2 separate regions of the Homo sapiens genome follow, and region 1 is linked to region 2. A link is an interaction called in ENCODE POLR2A ChIA-PET data of the cell type or tissue named here. Cell type or tissue: PC-3. All regions are shown on one strand.

Region 1 (5,000 bases), 91 kb before region 2:
TATTTTTAAAAACAATACTTATCTTTGAAGGCTGCATATTGACATTTGAACTGATGATAGGATGTTTGAAGTTTGCTTCAAAATATATAGTTCAGCATGAAAGTGGTTAGTGAGAAATATAATAGGAAACAAGATTGACCGTAAACCAAATTGTTACAGCTGGCTGACACACACGTCGTAGTTCCTTTTGTTCTTCACTGTATTTTGGTATAGTTTTGAAATTTTTCATAATAACAAAAGGCTATTTTCAATGCGTGGTCCTGAGCAAGGATATAGAAAGCTCCATCTTTGGGTAGGAGTGGTTGAGCTGTAGTGCACAAACTGGATGCTGTTGCTTTGATTGTTTTGATTGTTCAAGACCTTTTGACTCCAGCAGAGCTCCTTGATGAGCTTCTCTCAGCGTCTGGACAGTGACCATGTGTCACGTGCTGGTGAACCCCTGGCCAGGGCCCAATAAATATTGAATGAGTAAATGAAAGCCAGAAGACCTAACCGTGATCCCTTTCTTCTTGTCTTTGCAAGCGGAGCCCAGGGAGAATATGCTGGACTGGCCACTATCCGAGCCTACTTAAACCAGAAAGGAGAGGGGCACAGAACGGTGAGTATGGCAGGAGGTGGCGCTTGCTCACCATGGGGCACAGAGGTCCTGGCTCTCAGGGTCCCTTCTGTGGGACACTCCCTCCAAGCCTTCTTGGAAGCAGATGAGGGAACATATAGTCAAGAAACAAATTTCTGTGAACTAGCCATTATGATCCTTGCTTCCAAGACATCCCACTTGACCATTTTGAGGAAAAACATTCAGAGATAAAAGACTTGCTCAAACCCAGAATGCAAACGTCAGCCAGTTGGCTGTGGAACTGCTCTCTAGGGAGCAGAGGGAGGAAGAGGGCAGGAATGTTGCCATTGCAAGCATCCTCTCCTTGGCTCAGCCCCGGCCCTGGGCCTGGATGAAGGGCAGAGACCATGCTTTAATTCTTCAGTAACCCCTGTTGTGCTGAAGCCCGGTTCTGGTCATAGTATGCTCAAACAATATTTGTTGAATAAATAAATTCTCCATTAGATGATTCTCAACTTCAAGCACCAAAAAAGGCATAAAGCAGAGTTCACGGTCCTGCTTCAATGTTTGCTTTGGATATGAGAACCTGGTCTCCAGGATCCCAATCGCCTCTTGGGGACCACTGTGGGGACCAGCAGGTACTAATGGACACCACTCGCTCCCCCCAGGGGCAGTGCCTGTAGCAGTGGCCTAACTCAGGCCTCAGCTTGTGCCAGAGGAGGCCTGTGTTCCTGGTTCCTTCATTTTGATGGCCAGTGCTATGCTAGAGTTTGTACTGAGCTGTGGGGCGGAAGTCCTTAATAGGAGCATCGCCTAGGAGCCGAGAGCAGGGCAAAAGCATCTGCTGATACTAGAGAGTTGCAGACAAAGGGGATAGGGTGGTGCTGGCTGGCTAAGTAAGTAGGGTGGAGTGGTAGTGGCCCGATCTTAGTCCATTTCTGGTTTTATTACCACTGGAAGGTTACTTATGGCTAGTTGCCTGGAATTTGCAATAAAGAATGCTGAAAGTGTTTCACTTCCCTTTCATAACAGGGGAAACGAAGGAACATTTTTTTCCCTCCTTCCCTTGCATAGTTCATCCTGATTCCACAGGTGTGTCTTTCCAGGCTTTCATCTTGGTTGGGGAATAGAATTTTTTTTTTTTTTTTGAGATGGAGTCTCGCCCTGTTCCCCAGGCTGGAGTGCAATGGCCCAATCTCGGCTCATTGCAACCTCTGCCTCCTGGGTTCAAGCGATTCTTGTGCCTCAGCCTCCTGAGTAGCTGGGATTACAGGCATGCGCCACCACGCCCGGCTAATTTTTGTATTTTTAGTAGAAACAGAGTTTCACCATGTTGATCAGGCTAGTCTCGAACTCCTGACCTCAGGTGATCCACCCGCCCCTGGACCTCTCAAAGTGCTGGGATTATAGGTGTGAGCCACTGCGCCTGGCCCTTTTTTTTTTCTCTTCATAGCTCACTGCAGCCTTGAACTCCTGGGCTCAAGGAAGCCTCCCAAAGTGCTAGGGAGACCAGGATTACAGGCATGACCCTCTGCACCTGGCCCTAGAATTCATGTCTAAAGATCTTTGAAAAACAGGCCATTCGTGAATTGAATAAATGATTAAACCCTGGTCAAGGACTGCTTGCCAGTCCAGAGAGAAGTGAAGTGGTCAACCAGACAGACACAGACCCTGAAATTCCCCCACAGTTTGTTCATTCGTGGTTCTGAATTCTCAGCTTTCTAAGGAATGATTAGTTTAGAACTATAATTGCTCTTGGGACCTGAGAGTCTCGGCACTTTCACAGAATCAGAAAGGAAACTTTGGAGCTCCAGGTGTCCAGCCAGTAAAACAATGCCAGATTCTCTCCTGTCTGTTTTTCCCTCATGGCTTCCATGTTCTGAGGTCGTCTCTGGAGTTCCTCTTCATTAGTATCTTTCACCACGAGGTGCCCAGGAGCCTGGGGATGCTGGAAAGGGGCAGCCTGTCCTGTGTGACATCTCCACCCGACTCCTCCACTGCTTGGCGGAGAGGCCGCAGAAAGCAGTGTTTGCAGAAAGCAGGTGACTAGCTAATGGCAAAGGGCCAGCTAAAATCCAGATTCTTTCCACGCAGTAATGCTTCCCACCCCTCGCCATTTCCCAAATTTCCCAATCTGACACCAGGAAGTAGCTGTGAATGTCCAGCAGCTGGGGACCAAACTGGAAAGGCCAAGGAGAAAGAATGAAAGGCCTTTGGGTTTGGCCTGGGCGGGGTTCTTCCGTGACTTGTGGATTCTTTCTGGTTCCTGTTCCCTCTCTTTGTGTTTTCCTGTCCTCCTTCCCTTCTCCACCCACTGTGTGTGATGTTTCTCTTGGCCCCATTGCCCATCCTGCCATCACTGAAGTGTCATGAGAGGCCATTTCACTCTGCAGGAGGGAGAGGGGCTGGGTGCTGTGCTTCAGGGAGAGGGGGAAAGGGAGAGGCAGGGAAGCCCTCCAGCCACTGAGCTGGTAGAAATACAAAGCTCATTAGCCTGGAAATGTTGGCATCCTTCTGGATCAGAAATTTTAATTAGCTCGGGCATGGTGGCTCATGCCTGTAATCCCAGCACATTGGGAGGCTAAGGCAGGCAGATCACCTAAGGTCAGGAGTTCAAGACCAGCCTGGCCAACATAGCAAAACCCTGTCTCTACTAAAAACACAAAAATTAGCCAGGCATGGTGGTGCACGCCTGTGATCCCAGCTACTGAGGGAGGCTGAGGCAGGAGAATCACTTGAATCCAGGAGGCAGAGGTTGCAGTGAGCTGAGATCGCACCACTGCACTCCAGCCTGGGCAACAGAGCAAGACTCCCTCTCAAAAAAAAATTTTTTTTAATTAAAGCCAACTTTCTTAGTTAGAGAAGAAAATGATTTAGTATTCACTAATCAGGGAAGATTTTTTCACATCACTGATGTCTGAGGCAGCTGCTCCCACACAATAGATTCTAATGGAATCCAGCAAAATATATCATTCTTTTTTGAAAGGGAGTGTGGGGAAGTCATGTGCAGGGAGTGTGGGGAAATCATGTGCTACAGAAGTGCCTGGGCTCCTGATGGGTCTTTTCTTTCAAGCTGCTTTTTGAAGTTATTTTCACATTTTCTCTTAGGTTAAATTTCAGAGGTTCCTAAAATGGAATGCCTAACTTCTTGATTTATGAGTTTACTTTGGGAGAATACAAATTTATTTAACAAACACTTATATGGCAATTACCATGTACCAGGCATGGCCTTTAACACTTTATAATTAATATTTCAATTTGTCAGTCAAATCCTGACTTACTCAGCAGACCTCCAGATCTTACGAAAAAATAAAAACTCTAAAGAAAAACAATTAGGTTTGCTGTTCAGAGTCTGAGTTTCCTATACAAAGGGAAAACATTGACCAAAGGAAACAAATTATGTTATATGTAAATCAACAAAGAAAGCTCAAAACCTGTATGGGAATATTTTTTTCTTCCCAACTGCCTGAGACAAAGTAGTGGCCTTTGGTTGTTAGATTTTACCAGTGGTAAGACATTAGTTTCCCTTGCACAGGAGATCTCCTTAACCCTTCACTCATTCAACAAGTCTAAAGATGACCTCATGCTATTCTATGCCACGCGGCACCCTGGGGAGTTGAGAAAACATAGCACCCCCTAAATGGGCATCAATGCACCAAATGCTGGATTTGCTTTGGATAAACCAAAACTTCAAATCTGGGTCGTGTTACTTCCATATCCCTCACAACAATACAATTTTTTTCCCCCAAGAGAGACTCTCACTCTGTCACCCAGGCTGGAGTGCAATGGCATGATCTTGGCTTATGGCAACCTCCGCCTCCCGGGTTCAAGTGATTCTCATGCCTCAGCCTCCCAAGTAGCTGGGACTGTAGGCGTGCACCACCATGCCTGGCTATTTTTTGTATTTTTATTAGAGACAGGGTTTCACCATGTTGGCCAGGCTGGTCTTGAACTCCTGGCCTCAAGTGAACCGCCTGCCTCAGCCTCCCAAAGTGCTGGGATTACAGACATGAGCAACCTCGCCCGGCCAACACTACAATTTTAAACTGAGGAAAAACTTAACATTATAAAGAATAATTAAAGTCCTCTAAATCCTCATAGAAAACCAGAAATGTCTGACAGCAACATATAAATGAGTGCTTCACAAAGCCACTGTGACTTCTCTTTCCATCGCTCCTTGTACCAGGATGTGTATTAGTTTCCTATGGCTGCTATGATAAATTTCTACAGGCTTAGTGGCTTAAAACAACACACATTAATTTTCTTATAGTTGCAGAGGCCAGGTGTCAGAAATTGGTTTCACTGGGCTAAAGTCAAAGTGTTGGTAGAGCTGATTCCTTCTGGGGGAGACAGGGGAGAATCTGTTTCCTTACCTTTCCTGGCATCTGCAGGCCTCCTGCGTTCCTTGGCTCGAGCTTCCTGCTTCAGTCAGCACATCTCCCGC
Region 2 (5,000 bases):
TACAGATATTATCTTGCAGTCATTTAATGTTCCTTCAGAACCCCTGTTTAAAAAAGGAAGAAAGGTTAACTTCTGCCAGCAAAATCTAAGGTATATACAAATAATAATTAAAAGCCAGTTTGGAATCTCACTGAAATCTGTCTATTTATAAATTGAGATTAGAGCTATTCCAATCATTCTGAACTATTGTTTTCAATAGTAGGAAAAGTCCATAGTGATTAGTTAACATTCATAGTGTAATATGAGAAAAAAAATACAGACTTCATTAGATAATCTGGTAAGAAGTAGCTAACTTGTAAATTTAAAGACTAGATAAAATGGCACTCTGTCAATTAAAATGAAAGATTTAAATAACTTCCTGTTAAATCTGTGCAATATTAAACCTTTCTATCAAGAAATAAGGTATGTTTTCTGTTTGTTTTGTCCTTTGGTAGAATTTTAACATTTCTTTTATGTAAGCAATATATTTTTATATACTTTTGTGAAAATGTAATTATATGGGATAATTCTGTAACAATTTATTTAAAAAATCTACAAAAAATAAATTTCCAATAAATATAATTTCTAGGCAAAAATAAGATGCCCTTTTCATAAAGTCTTTCAAATACTACACCATACTTGTCAGACTCAATTCATATTTGTTTGTATATACTTCTTCAAAGTTTCCTACTACGGGTGTGGATTTGTACATTTCTCCATTTATTTATTTGTTTGTTTGTATTATTTATTGAGATGGAGTCTCGCTCTGTCACCAGGCTGGAGTGCAGTGGTGCAATCTTGGCTCACTGTAGTCTCCACCTCCTGTATTCAGGCAATTCTCCTGCCTCAGCCTTCCAAGTAGCTGGGATTACAGGCCTGCGCCACCATACCCGGCTAATTTTTGTATTTTTAGTAGAGACAGGGTTTCACCATGTTGGCTGGGCTCGTCTCGAACTCCTGACCTCAGGTGACCTGCCCGCCTCGGCCTCCCAAAGTGCTAGGATTACAGGCATGAGTTACCACACCCAGCCCATTTCTCCTTTTAATCTGTTGGCTTTTGCTTTATTAGCTACAGATTTAAGAAGCCTAAATCTTACTGAATATCTTATCTCTAGTAATGCATTCTGAATCAAAAGTTTACTTTCTTTTGGTTAGCACTTGCTTGAAGACTTTTTCCATCCTTCCACCTTTTCTTTAAAAACTTTCAATGTCAAATATACACAAATGCAAAAAACTGCATAAATGCATAGCTTAACCAATTATCAACATGCACATCCGTTGTGACCACCAATGACAGAAGACATAGGAATATCAACTACCTCAGAAACCCTCACCTTGTCCCCTCACAATGACAACTTCATGTCCTCCGAAGTTATATTTACCTTAATTTTTTTCATGTCACTTGTCTACCTCCCTAAAACAGTTTTGCCTGTGTTTGAAAAGTCTCTAATCTATAAATTCACATGCCATCTCTTTCCTCCTTGAAATCTGTTAACAAGTCCAACCATTTGTCCTATAGTGTTTCTCACAGTGTTGATTTTTGATATTTGCATTCCCAAAGTATGGGTTAAACAGTTTTTTCTGTCATTCGCATTTCTTGTACATTGGTAGCTGATCTGGAGCGTAGGTCAAAAAACTTTAAAAATAAAGTTTTATTAGAACTTAGTTATGCCATCTGATTTTTGTATTATCTATGGCTGGTTTCATGCTGTTAACAGGGGAGTTAAGTAGTTGTGACAGACCATCTGGCCCCCATGTTAAACTATTTACTATCCGGCTCTTTACAGAAGAAAAATATTGCCAACTCCTGGGCTAAAGACTCAGTCTCAATCAGATTTAGGTTCATTTTCTTGGTAAGATAATTTCATAGGTCTATTTCCATCAGGAAGTACCTATTTATTTATCTCTTTTCCTCTCCTGACGGCAGCTACTAATGCTCAATGCCTACATTAATTCTTTGGGGATTAGAAAATGTTGATATTCCCATTCTATCATTCCTTTCTCATCTCATTTACTTGGCACAATTTTACAGAGAAATGACCTCACTAAACTAGTTGGTGACCCAGTAGTATAGCTCATATAACAAAGATAAAATGCTGACTTAGCAGTTTTAAAAATAAATCATTCTCTAACAACTTCCATACTGACTGTGTTACTATGGACTCATGGATTTAAATATATTTGGTATGTCTCAACCCACTTTATTTTTCTTATCAATGTTCAAATTGTCTCATCTTTGACCAGTGGGAGCTTCCAGTTGACTCCCAAATCCTTCTGACGAGAACTTAGCAGACTTTGTGGGACTCCTTATTTGCATGACAAGATATTCCAGGTTCATCTTGCCCATTTTCTGCCCCCAGCCAGGAGTTTCTTTCAGTGGGAAAGGTATTTCGAGACCATAGTTAGGTACTAGGAAAGCTTACTGCAACTAGGTTGATTACTGTTTGTACCCTATACATTTTAAACATACACATTAATATACACACTCAAACACAAAACATCTCATGAGTTCATGCTAGTATTTTATATTCAAATTCAGGGCTAAAGGATATTTACTTTTTAAAAAAATTATGTGTCTTTTTTCCTTTTTCCCCCAACCAGAAAAATCCCAGTTCTTAAGGACACCAAAATTAGAATATTACAAATACTCCTTTGCTTTATCCCACATTACACGCAAGACATTGTTGCCAGCTGTCAATTACTGAAAACACTTTAAATTTTTTGCATATTTCCCTTCTACGTTTTAGTTATAATATAGCTAACTGTGTCAGGTCATAGAGCCAGTACATACTATACTTTCTCCTTTATGTTCAGTTAGTTCTGTTTCTAAATGTAAAAATATTTTAAATGTTTAGCGCAACTCTTTATTTCAAATTATCTTCAGTCATCTTGATTGTCTGAACCTAGTTCTCCTGAAGATTCCTTAGGAAGGGTTCATGAGAACAATATTCCCCCAGTTTTGGAAGTTAATGACAATTTGTCTATAGCTGTTATACTAAAGGCTAGTTTGGCTTGACTTAAAATCCTTGGCTCTCCTTTACTTGACTAATGCTTTTCTGGAATGTTTTCCTTGTAAGCATGTTATACTGTTCCTTATTTTCTCACTCTCTTCTAACTTCATACAGAATTTAACATCGATCCTTTCGCTTATTTTCATAAGATAAATTTCCTAAACCCTTTAAAGGGTCTAACTTCACTTTTTGCTAGCAGCTAGAGTACACATTTCTTGGAGAAAGAGTCAAAATTCTGGAGACTAAAATCTAATCTGATAGAAGGCCAATCAGTGGTGGTCTGGGACCAATGCTACAGATGGTAGCGGTAACTGTAATGGGACCCAAGGGAACTTTTGGGAGTGATGAAAACATTGTGTTTTGATTAGTGGTGACATGCGTATATCCATTTGTCAATGTTCACTGTATTTAAGATACACTTAAGGGTAAGTACATATTACTGTATGTAAGTTATACCTCAAAAACAATTTTAAAAAGACAGCATGGAAGCTTACTTACTGAAATCTTTTGGCTATATTCTCCTCCCCTATTTCTAACCGGACTCCTTTTTCCTTTGTCTCTATTCTCCTGGTCCTACTTAGTTTGGAACCTATTCCCACCAGTTTCTTCTCAATATAGAGCTTTAGTCCTGGAATGGAGCTTTAACCGACCAATTTAAAGAGTTTAAAGAGTACTCTAGCCCCTTCAGATCTTACTGCAAACTGCTTGTACTTACTCATATGGGGGTGGGTCAGGAATCTGGGAGTAGCTTAGCTGGGTAGTTCTGGCTTAAGATCTTTCATGAGATTGCAGTTAAGCCATTGGTCAGGGGTGCAGTCTCATTTAAAGGCTCTACTCAGGGAAAATAAAAAAGCTGCCTGGATAGCCTCATCACATGCAACTGGCTTCCCTCAGAGGGAGTGATCCAAGAGGGCGCACCCAAAATGGAAGCTGGTATCTTTTTAAAACCTCATCTTGAAGTGGTACAGCATCACTTACACCATATTCTATTGGTCACAAAGAGCCACCCTAGTGAAGTATGGCTGAAAACCACATGAGGGTGAGTATTAGTAAGCAGGAATCACTGGGGGTTACCTTAAAAGATGGCTACCATAGCTGCTATTTTCAAATTAGTTTGCTGAGCTAATTCATTATTTGGAATTCTTGGGCCCAACACATATTTCTCCTGCACAGCCACTGATACTACACAGGTCTTGAAGCTTTCCACTGTTTATCCCACCAGCTATTTGGGGGTTATGATACCATACCACCCTGTTTCATTGTAGATGCTGTCCATGAGTTTGTGAATTAGATAATTTAGTAATATTTTGCTCTATATTACCAGGACATTTAAGGGGATTTGAAAAGTCTTTGCTGTTGTCATCTTCTTACAATCCCAACCATCCACCTCTTTTCAACTTCTGTGATTTTATATTTAAGGAGTCTTTCTTAAGAGTAGCATGTGGATTTTTTTATTTTAATCTAGTTTGTTGATCATTGTCTTGAAATGCTTGACTCACAGTTAATATAAAGGCTGATACAGTTGTGTTTGTTTCTGCCATTTTACTGTATGTTTTCTACTTTATCTGCTTCTTTTAGTCACAATTGCCTTATTTTGGATTAGACTAATATTTATTTTTTCACTTTCAGTGTGTTAATTTGTTAAAAATCCTTTATTTTTAGTAGTTGCATTAGAGATTGGACTGTGCAAACCTGATATAATCTACTTTAAATTTTACTTTCACTACTTCCCCAATGATGCCAGAATCTCACGACTTCATTTACCAACCCCATCTTCTGCATTATTGTTGTCACGCATTTTTTTTCTATGTATATTTTAAAGTTCACTATTTAAAAAAAATTATTTATACTTACTCATACATTTACCCTTTCCCTGCTCTTAATTCTGTCCCATATTTCGATGTTCCATCGGGAATCTCATTCCTCCCACTTAAATAACTCCCTTTATTATTTCTCTTAGTGCCTGTCTGTTGATGGTGAATTCTTTCAGGTTTTATTTGATAATATTTT

What was found. Peaks named below come from ENCODE experiments on the same cell type or tissue, not always from the same donor. Only the 100,000 strongest peaks of a DNase experiment are listed, where the experiment ranks them.
Region 1: POLR2A ChIA-PET joins it to region 2 with 18 read pairs; 6 of 35 experiments call an interaction of 5 or more read pairs at or near these places.

The regions. Positions count from the first base shown.
Region 1 is chr9:6,560,952-6,565,951 of GRCh38, reverse strand. It overlaps GLDC (glycine decarboxylase), which reads left to right. Exons shown (of 25, transcript NM_000170.3): 16 at 523-598. Among named protein-coding and RNA genes, the nearest start is that of GLDC, 82 kb to the left of the region's middle. In PC-3, no CTCF peak of the experiment used is centred here; no DNase peak of the experiment used is centred here; H3K27ac peaks cover 2,779 bases.
Region 2 is chr9:6,470,434-6,475,433 of GRCh38, reverse strand. UHRF2 (ubiquitin like with PHD and ring finger domains 2) reads right to left here. Exons shown (of 16, transcript NM_152896.3): 5 at 1-43. Among named protein-coding and RNA genes, the nearest start is that of UHRF2, 60 kb to the right of the region's middle. In PC-3, no CTCF peak of the experiment used is centred here; no DNase peak of the experiment used is centred here.